Linked DNA regions of Mus musculus: region 2 is linked to region 1. A link is a loop called in an ENCODE intact Hi-C map of the cell type or tissue named here. Cell type or tissue: heart. All regions are shown on one strand. Links, peaks and the distances in the headings refer to the core of each region. The heading gives the core; the rest is flanking DNA. Region 1 overlaps Hapln1 (hyaluronan and proteoglycan link protein 1). Region 2 has its middle 93 kb from the start of Hapln1.

What was found. Peaks named below come from ENCODE experiments on the same cell type or tissue, not always from the same donor. Only the 100,000 strongest peaks of a DNase experiment are listed, where the experiment ranks them.
Region 2: it touches region 1 in a loop (15-fold over the local background); 18 of 42 quality-filtered maps call a loop at or near these places.

What each region holds. Positions count from the first base shown.
Region 1 is chr13:89,545,471-89,550,854 of GRCm38, reverse strand. The region is part of intron 1 of Hapln1 (hyaluronan and proteoglycan link protein 1); the gene reads right to left. Among named protein-coding and RNA genes, the nearest start is that of Hapln1, 7.5 kb to the right of the region's middle. In heart, for the core only: a CTCF peak has its summit at 2,481 (motif pointing left); no DNase peak of the experiment used is centred there; H3K27ac peaks cover 271 bases.
Region 2 is chr13:89,631,061-89,636,444 of GRCm38, reverse strand. No RefSeq gene overlaps it. Among named protein-coding and RNA genes, the nearest start is that of Hapln1, 93 kb to the right of the region's middle. In heart, for the core only: a CTCF peak has its summit at 2,072 (motif pointing right); no DNase peak of the experiment used is centred there.

The DNA.
Region 1 (5,384 bases), core at 57-5,056:
CACACACACACGCACACACGCACACACAGGGGAGGGGGAGAGAGCAGAACATTCAGTTAAACTTGAATCTCGGATGCACAAGATATTTTTGTTCCATACAATTTTCAGACATGCTTACATTAAAATTGTTCAATTATTCATGGTCGTATATCTGGTAATTCATTGGGTGAAGAATTAGAAAGAAATATAATTTGTTGAGAAGACAAGAGAAATTAAGCATATGGACTCTAAATTTGACTTAAAACAGAAGTCTTGAGAATCCAGGAACTAGTGAATGGGCTGCTGAGTGTCCTTGACCTACACTCCGTCCTGTGGGCAATTTATACATACGTCAAAGTAAACACTGTGGGTATGGTAAATCAAATACTCTGGTGAATTACCATCTGTGCCACACATGGATTGCTGATTTTTAAACAACAGAATGCAACAACGTATATTTAAAGTTGGATGAAATTGAATAAATAGCTACGATGCAGGCATTTTGAGGTCTTATTCAGAGTTATCATTATGACAATCTGTCATTAGAGCATCAAGGCTTGGAAATGCCACTTTAATTTCATTTAATTCAGCAAAAATGTCTGGCATCTTGTCTGTGCAGAGGGTTGATGGGGACTGCGAGATGCAGGGAATGATGGAACGATGCTGTTACTGGTGTATTTTTATAAAAACAGGGCTAGCTATGGTTTGGTGGGAGGGGGTACCTCAGCCGGTCTATGCTGAGGTATCCCTCTACCTGAGGTACAAGCTATACTAGCATAGTATATAGTGTATAGTACTCTAGTATAGAATAGAGGTTATTTGGGGACACGGAAAATGGGAAGGGGAGTTAAGGCAGTAGAGGCAGAAAAAGAGAGGGGACAGAGAAGGACAGTGTGTGTGTGTGTGTGTGTGTGTGTGAGAGAGAGAGAGAGAGAGAGAGAGAGAGAGAGAGAGAGAGAGAGAGAGAGAGAGATGGAGGGATGGGGAGGGAAAGAATGGCCAGGAAAATGTGGAGGGCTGGGGGGCGGGGGGAGAGGAGAGAGAAAGGGGAATGGAGGGCAGGGGAGAGAAGGGACAGAGAGTCAGAAAGAGTCAGAGAGGCCAAACAGTCCCTTTTATAGCAAGCCAGGCCTACCTGGCTGTTGCTAGGTAACTGTTGGGGGGAGCATAGAAGGAATGTCAACAATTCCTCAACTGGAGGAACATTTACAGTGGATAAGAGAGAAGCCAAAGCTAAAAGGATACATGCAGCCCAGGTCGTGGATGAGCAGCAGGAGGCTTTCCTCACATTTGTGAGGCCGTGGGTTCAAACCTCAGAATCCAAACAAGCATGACACAGTCTACATGGCAGAAGTCTCTCTACCAGTCGTTCCCCCCCCCCCCCCCCGGGATTTAGCTTTCCCTTGCATCCTGAACGTGCTCTCCATCTTTCCTCTAAATGACTTAAAAAAAATTAGCAGTTTAATGCTAAAGGTTCAAAATCTCCATTTCCAGCCTGACTTCTGCCAGTGACATACATATTGATTCAGTTTGCCTGTCCCCAGAGGCATTTCCTAAATTCCACTCACTATTTTCACCAAGAATTTTTTATTGTCTCCTCCTATGGTCATTTTTTCTTGAATGCTCTCATCCTCCTAGAATTCTCTCCCTAACCCTGTCAGTGCTCCCTCTAGTGAACCCGCCACTGCACCCCTACTGCACTCCCCACTGTACCCTCTACTGTACCTTGTAGTGCTCCCTCTACTGTATCCTCTCCTGCATCTTCTACTGCATCCTCTTCTGTACCCTCTCCTGCACCCTCTACTGTATCCTCTCCTGCATGTTCTACTGCATCCTCTTCTGTACCCTCTCCTACACCCTCTCCTGCACCTTTTAGGGCAAAGAACTCTGAACTGATTCCTTACTTTCAGTACTGTTTTTTATTTGTTTGCTATCTTCCTTGTTCTTTTATTGTTTTTGTTTTTGATGGTAGTGTTAGATCTTATCCAGGGCCTCCCAACTGCCAGGAAAGTGCTCTGACACCAACCTTCTATTCCCATCCCCAGCCCCACTCCCTGTTGTGTTTGTTGTTGTTGTTTTTTGATTTAGAGATTTGTTGAAATTATTTAGATATTTATTGAAAGTTAAGCTCATTTATTTTTAAAATTCATTCAAAAATGGAATTGACTGCTATAATAATTATTTGAATCTGAGGAGAATTTATGAATTTGGCAGTGATGGAAAAGAAGATCAAGAGAGGACTGGATACTGAAGGTTGGGCATTGTCCCTGTTGAGCCCTCCAGTGGGTGCTACTCAGAGTCAGGTATTGTATGGCCCAGATAGGTGGGTAAGAAAGGTCAGTGAGTTTGCTCCTCTAGGTTCTAAAGAGTGCTGGCTCAGAACAGCGTCTTAGAGGAACGCCAAACTACTGTGACATGCTCTAACAAGTATTAAAAAAAAAAAATCTGTAACCTCTAGTGCAGAAGCTCTGATGCCATCTTCTGGCTGCTGCAGGCACTGCAGAAATATGCAGACCTGCATGCAGGCAAAAATCATACACATAAACTTTTCAAAATGAATTTAAATTAATTCAAGATACATAATAAAATATATATCTTATGTTAATCAAGCCTAATTTTGTAAAGGCAAGGCAGAGTTTTACTGTGATATTTATTTATTTATTTAGAAAATGTATTTTCACATTCAAATATATCAGTGTGACACATTTTCTAAATCAATTGTACCTAATACTAAAACTTGGCAGATCTGATCATTTTTGGCTGTGAACCAAATTTTCAACATGATGGCTGCTTTGCATTCTATCTCTTATGTTCCAGCTTCCTGACTCTGTGGAGTTTATTATATACTAAACCTTGAATCTACTATATTTACTACCATCTCTACTCACTACAGCTGGACCTACAGCACACAAATATCTGAGTACTCCCTCTGTCACTGGGTCACAATCAAAGCTCTGCTTTGAAGGGTAAAGAACTGAAAGGGTAATGACAAAGTGAGCAGGGATTCCCAGCACCAAGGGTTTTGGATGCCTTGGGGGTAGAAGTGGAGACATCTCTGCCTCAACTTGCTGGAAGAGCTGATCTGGCTCAACTCAAGGCATCCAGTGGTCACCAGGAGGCAGAGTTCTTTGAGGTCTTACAAACAGGCCTTGAGGGAACTCTCACAAGGAACAGTGACAACTCAGAGATTGAAGACTCTGAAATTATCCCCTTCAGGGCAAGCAAGAGATGCCTCCAGATGCTTTAAATTCTTTCACTTAAAGCAAAACATTTACTTTAAGAGATAAAGGGCTTGAACTGTAGATGCATGAGTAGAACTCATTCATTCTTAGATGTGGCGAAGAAGTCAGTCAACTAGATAAACAACTGATACCCGGGGAGTGGGAGTGCGGAGAGCATTGATCTCAGTTTCGGGTAGTTTACAAGGGGCTGCAAAGTTTGGATAAGTGCAATGAAGGAGACATAGAGACAGGGGAAGGCAAGTCCCACTTCTTTGGTAGGTTGCAGTTGTGATTCATGATATATGTCACCTGCCTTCTCCACTTATTTGAGAATGCCTTGCACTAATTACTGTGTAGCACCTAGCATGAGACATGCCTGGTGCAAACCATAAGCACTAAATCTTCCTTGCTCAGTTTGATTTTAGTTGTAAACTAGAAGGCAGCCCGGGTGCGCAGATGCAAGTTTGCTTTTTTTCTGTTAGTCTGAACAACATACTGTCAGAAACCCAGGCCTGCTGGGGTGCAGGGTATCATGACTATTTTCTGAGATGTAACTGTGCCCACACTACCAAGTGCCACAGTCCTCATCACCTCTGCTAATTAAAATGGAAACAACTTTTAAAGATACAGCTTCAAAATTGACTCTATCAGAAGTAGGTGTCTAGATCTTTTGGGCTTGTTTCTATTATTCAAAATATACTTCAGGATTCTGTAATGCTTTAGGCCCAGTACCATCAATTTCAACATTCTAATTATTTTTATGATGGATTTTCCTCATGTAAAGTATGAGACAGAGTTATGGTATATGATGCTGCTACAATGCCTGATATAGCTAGTACTCAGTAAAGTTTTCTGAATGAAAAGATGGATGCTTGAAAGAGGTGACCCTCAAAACAAGAACAAGAAAGAGTCATGTATGTAATATGAAGACTGAGTCTTCATATACATGTATACTTCATATACACATATATATATAAGACTGTAGAAATGATTCAATTTAATTGGAGTTTCCAGGAACTTTAGAACTAGCAGGTAGAAGGGAATATTTTGTTATCCTGATGGAACAGAGTCCAGTCTTTTTCTAATTTATTTTTATTTTATGGCCGTTTGTTTTGTTTTACAAAGAGCCTCTTAGTGTAGCAATGTGCTTGCCTAGCATGAGTAAGAGCCAGAGTTTAATTTTCAGTGTCATAGAGAGACAAAAGCAAGCAAGCATGCAAACAAGCAAGCAAGCAAACGAACAGATCTTAAAAGAGGTGCGGTATCATTTGGCATTAAAAGCAAACAAACAAACAAACAAAACACCTAAAACCAAACCAAAATAAGCCAAAACAAAACCAAAAAACCAAAAGCTTGGCTTTCTTTGGGAACCATTGCTAGGAATCTTAATTCCAAAATTCACCTTCTCGATCCCCTCGAGTGCGTCAAGACATCATCCAGAATTTTGAACACACAAGCCAGCTCCAGCCCCATCACACCACTTCAGAGAGTTGCTCCAAATTCCCTCATAGGATTGTGTCTGCCCAGCACCCTGAAGTCACCAGTAGACTTCAGAACTGTAACTGCTTTGTAATTCCTGAGGGAACGTCTACTACACTCAGGGTAGCAGACTTTCAGACCGTCTCTTCCCAGCACTCACAGAGTAAAGAGAAGATTTATTCTCTATCGAATGGTGGCCATGTAAAGTATTGATATTATTTTTGTCTTATGGAAAATGACCCATTGCTGGCAAGACTAAGGAAAGACATCTCGATTTACATGAGCGAGGGCCCTGGTTCTCCATTCATCGCTGTTAAACTTAGACTACAATTTGGTGACATTCATGAAAGAGGACTTAGTGAGTGGGTAGTTTTTGTCACTGTGTGGGTCCCAGGGCCAAACAAGGAAAAACAGGAAACCCAAACCCGGAACTCCTGAACAGGAGGGTTCTTATTTCGTGAAGGCAGGCCTGACTAACTTGTCTAGTGCATCTTCGCTGCTCAGCACGGGACACATTCATCAGATTATTTTTTTTTCTAATGAGGCACTATACTTTTCAATTGGAATTTACAACTCATCTTTATTAATTTCCATCTACCATTAGGTTGTATATCTTGCACAGAACCTATGTGAGTAATAATTCATAATAATTCTTAGAGAAAAGGTGTTTTGACTTAGGAGTACCCAGAATGGACCTCCAATGAT
Region 2 (5,384 bases), core at 198-5,197, 85 kb before region 1:
GTTTGTTTTGTGATTTACTTCTTTTAGGGGGGTAAACATTGTAATCAACCAATCTAATTTCATATGCAACCCCTTCATCTTAAAGGATTTGTCTAAGTTACAGATAGTTCTCATGTGTTTAACTTGGTAATTTTGGAATATCACATGGTCTAAATTGATTTGGTGGATCCATCAGCTAGCCAGAGGAAGTGCAAGATTCTCATATAGACAGCAAATCGTTTCCTACTTCTAGCTGTAGAGGCAAAGGGCCCAGCATATGCCCCTTTTCCATGACATTTTGACAAGGAGAAAGGTGCAAAATCTGTGATGATCAATCCCGATTCTTCACTGGGTGGGATTTAGACTGACCATGGAAACAAGTTGTCTTAGTCAGGGTTTCTATTCCTGCACAAACATCCTGATCAAGAAGCAAGTTGGGGAGGAAAGGGTTTATTCAGCTTACACTTCCATACTGCTGTTCATCACCAAGGAAGTCAGGACTGCAACTCAAACAGGTCAGGAACCAGGAGCTGATGCAGAGGCCATGGAGGGATGTTCTTTACTGGCTTACTTCCCCTGGCTTGCTCAGCCTGCTCTTTTATAGAGCCTAAGACTCCCAGCCCAGAGATTGTCCCACCCACAAGGGGCTTTTCCCTCTTGATCACTAATTGAGAAAATGCCCCACAGCTGGATCTTATGGAGGCATTTCATCAACTGAAGCTCCTTTCTTTGTGATAACTCCAGCTGTGTCAAGTTGACACACAAAACCAGCCAGTACACAAGTGTTAGGAAAGTCTGTGCCTGCATTTGTAGATTAGTTAATTGGAATGGAAAGATCCACCCTAAATGTCTGTGTTACCAATTCTTGAGCTAGTAGCCCAGACTTAATTATAAGGAAAAAGCAAACTAAGGACACCTATTCATTACTCTTTGTTTCTTGACGGTGGACACAGTGTGACCAGCTGTCTCCTGCCACCATGATGCATGGTATCATTAGGACTGTAAGTCCCAATAAATCTCTCTGTCTTTAAGTTGCTTTTGTGAAACATTTTGTCACAGCAATGAGTAATTAAAACAGCCTTTCCCAAGGACTGTGTCTTTTCTCTCTACCTCTAAAGACATGGGAAAAATTAGACCTAGTTTCCTAAACCCTATCTCATAAATCCTTCCTGTACATTATCTACACACACCAATTCCCCTAATTTCTTAACTTACAACACTGGAACACAGCAGTGTTTGCCATCATTTTCAGTTTTCATCTGATGCAAAGAGCCCAGAATATGTGCTGCAGAGTAAGATAGCAAGGAAGCAGGAAAGTGCTGGGAAACAAACAAACAGGAAACAAAAAGGATCATTAGTTAATTAATAAAAAGCAGCATATGGATTCTAGTGATATGGGAAAAAAATGCCCCTGATGCCAAAGAAACATGAACTCAGTTGTCAACCATGTGATTTTTCTACCTGTAAAACTATGCAAATTGTCTTTAGTCTCCAGAGACTTTGCATATTCACTTACAAAAATAGATGAAGCAGTAGACTTACCCAGAGTTGTTTTGAGGACTAAATATAATGAGATAATTTATTCAAAGTCAGAGGGCTTAAACACTAAAAGGACAGCAACTAGTCAGGCTGAGGCCATGGAGATGCTCTAACACCGAGTTGATGTCGAAGCCTGGCTGCTTTTCTATGAAACCAGCATCCTGAAAGGCCTAGTTTTTGGCCTCAAGATTCTATCCGAATGTGGTTTCCCACTGCTGTGTGTCAAGATGCTATTCTGAGGATGTCTGTGACTTCATTTTATTTCTTTTTTGAAGGAAAGACTAGATCAGTGATAAGTGCCAGCTTTTCATTTCTTATTTTTAGATATTATTTCTGAGCCTCGGTGTACTTTGGCAGACAGAAAAGTATGTATATATTATAAATAATATGAATATGTATTATTTTAATATTCTTGGTTCCTGGGTTGCCAACCAATCTCTGCTGGAGAATAAGGTGTGCTCTCGTATAGTTTTAGAGGATGAACCTAAGTAAAGCTCCTTTGACATTGCCAGATTTTCTTCTCTTGAATAAGGACTTGTCATTCACATTCTCCACCACTAGATGTCACAAGTGGGGAAGTGTTCTGCTGCTGTCTCGAAGGTTTGTCTTGCAGTGATTGGAGTAAGCAGTGCTGTCATAGTGGCTGCAGGTCACAAGCATCTGCAGTACATTCTGGTAGCCAGGGTTCAGGAAAGCTTCATAACTTTCCTACCCATATTTATAATTACGACTATTAGATAAAAAATTGTTTGTAAATACTTCATTTTGAATGTTAGTACTGTAATACCAAGGTGAGATAAACCAGTGTAATTGATCAAAAATGTGAAAACTTTACAGATTATCTGTACTATTTTGACCGGTAGATTACACACTGACTCCTTCCTTAGCAGTGAGAACCTCTGGCAATGTTTTTAAGGATTGCTTAAAAATACACAGCCACAACAAATAAAGTCCTTAGGAAACTAATGACAAACACATAATAGTACCTGTTGTCTTCCCTGGGATCAGTGGAGCCCAAGAAACCTAATCTACTGTGAAACCATGACAAAAAAGACATGGGGTAAGTTTGGTCACTAAAGTTATTTATCGTGATGAATATTTTTTATTAGACGTTTTCTTCATTTACATTTCAAATGCTATCCCCAAAGCCCCCTATCCCCTCCCCCAACCCTGCTCCCCAACCCACCCACTCTCGATTCCTGGCCCTGGCATTCCCCTGTACTGGGGCATATGATCTTCGCAATACCAAGGGCCTCTTCTCCCATTGATGGCCAACTAGGCCATCATCTGCTACATATGCAACCAGAGACACAGCTCTGGTGGGTACTGGTTAGTTCATATCGTTGTTCCGAATTTTTTCTTTAATGTTTAAATATTTATTAATTTTGAAAGAATTTTAGCTTCCTCTTGATGTTTGATTTTTGGCAAAAAGAAGACATAGGGTTTTCTTTAAAATGCCACTGTCTCTGAATTCTTTTTTTTTCTTTCTTTCTTTCTTTCTTCTTCTTCTTCTTCTTCTTCTTCTTCTTCTTCTTCTTCTTCTTCTTCTTCTTGTTTTTTTTTTTTCCTTTTGGTTTTTTCAAGACAGGGTTTCTCTACGTCTGGTATCCCCAAATGCTGACCATCAGAATCCTAGTCAGGATTTTGTCCTCTGCATACCTGATCCCCAGCTAGTCACCCTGTAGGAGGCAACAGAGAAAGCAAAGGGGAAAACCTCAAATCAGTCAAATAAATAAGCCAAATATGCCAAAGCTGAAAGTAAACAAAATAAAGTCTGAAAAACACATGACATCTAAACTCTCCCTAGGTATACCCTTTCCAGAAAGTAACAGTTTTTGCCAGAGGATTGTTGATCCATATTAAATTTCAACATTAGAGATTGTTTTATCCATTTTTTTATATTTTATATATTCATTGACTGAATAGCTACAGAAATTAAAACAGAAATAAAAACCACTTTCCTAAGACAAATGACCCCTACTAAACAAACCCAAAGTTTTCACTCCTTTCCACAGTTCCTTTGGCTTTATTCATTAACAAAAAAGTGTATGTAAAATTATTAGAAAAGGCTGGTTGAGTACTTTATAGAATTACTAATTCTAGAACAAAATGTGAGCATGTGTGTTCTTAAGTAGAGTGTTTGCTGTTCTTTCTACATACAAAAGTTGGAAAAGTTAAGATTTTGGGTGAATGAAAGAAAATGGATCTTCTCTTTAACATGGTGTGGTGGTTTGTATATGCTTGCTCCAGGGAGTGGCACTATTAGAAAATGTGGCCTTGTTGGAGTAAGAGTGTACTTGTGGCAGAAAGTGTGTCATTGTCAGTGTGGCCTTTGAGACCCACCTCCTAGCTCCCTGGAAGCCACTCTACTCCTGTGTGGAGTCATGCTTTCTGCCACAATCAAAATCAACTGAACCTCTGAATGTGCAAGCTAGCCCTAATTAAATGTTGTCCTTTATAAGAGTTGCCTTGGTCATGGTGTCTCTTCATAGCAATGAAAACTCTAGCTAAGACAGAAGTTGGTACCAGGGACTGGGGTATTGTTGTGGTAAGCCTGACAATGCTTTTTTTTGGAAGAATGTGGATTTTGGGACTTTGGATTTGGAAAGAAGAGGGATGCTTTTAATTGTGGCTCGCTTATAGGTTTAGTGTTTCAGTCTATATCATCATGGCTAGAAGCATGGCAGCATCCAGGCAGGCATGGTGCTGGAGGAGCTGAGAGTTCTACATTTTGTTCCAAAGGCAAACAGGAGAAGACTGGCTTGCAGGTAGTTAGGAGAAGGGTCTCAAAGCCCACAACCACAGTGACACACTTTCTGCTACAGGCCATGCCTACTCCAACAAGGCCACACTTCCTAATAGCACCACTTCCTGGACCAAACATATTCAAAACACCATAAATGTTAATGGGTAAAAAGTAGGCAGAACTGAGATCTGCAGGGCAGGCAGAGTCAGCAGCCACAGTACACTCCAAAATAAAGGATAATTCATGGTAATCACATATGTGGTGCCTACAGATAAGAAAAAAGTAGTGTACAGTAGCATAATCTTTGACTAGAGAGTTCTACCAGAAACATAGATGGTATGAGGATGAAAGGCAGTGATGTGGAATCTTAGGGTACCTCGGGTAGTCTATGTGTATGGGTAAGTGTCCAGAACAACAGACCGGTTTCCACAAGGCAAAGAGATGTGTGTTTGGCATAAATCTTAAGAAGCTTCAACCAGACTTCAGGGTAAGGGCTCTCCAAATATTCTTTCAATCTTTATGTTTCTAACCTGCCCTATCATATGTGCTACATACAGCCTACAATAGCCCTAAATGGAGCACTAATGCCAGAGAGTTGTTTGGGGGGAGGGGCACAGAGAATGAAGAGCAATAAACAGTGTAGAAGGTGAAGGTCATTTTGATGATGTCACAAATGCCAATAAGAATTGTGTAATTATCAGTGGAAGGAAATGTTATTCTTATAAAGTAAAAGGGATCTTGCTTGAACAGTATTTATGCCTAAATGCTTCATGAATATTTAAACTTCTGAGTGGTAACATAAGATGTTGGACAGAATAAATACTTAAGTGTTGAAACATGACCTTTCTCATTTGCTTAATTATGAATTGTAAAATATGAAAAAGAAAGAAATACATTGAAGATACAGTTTATAATCAGTTACAAGATAAGCAGAACTTAAAGGTTTGGGCTTTCAGCTGTGCTTTGTTATAAAGAACAGAAAAGTATGCTCACGAAAGGGCACCAAGGGTGTGACCAAATGCCCTTTTGATAAGGATGTTTTCTATTCCTGAGCATGAAAGCTTGACCCTGAAAGCATTTCAGAGATCAACACTCCCAACAAGGAATGTAAGAGAATAAT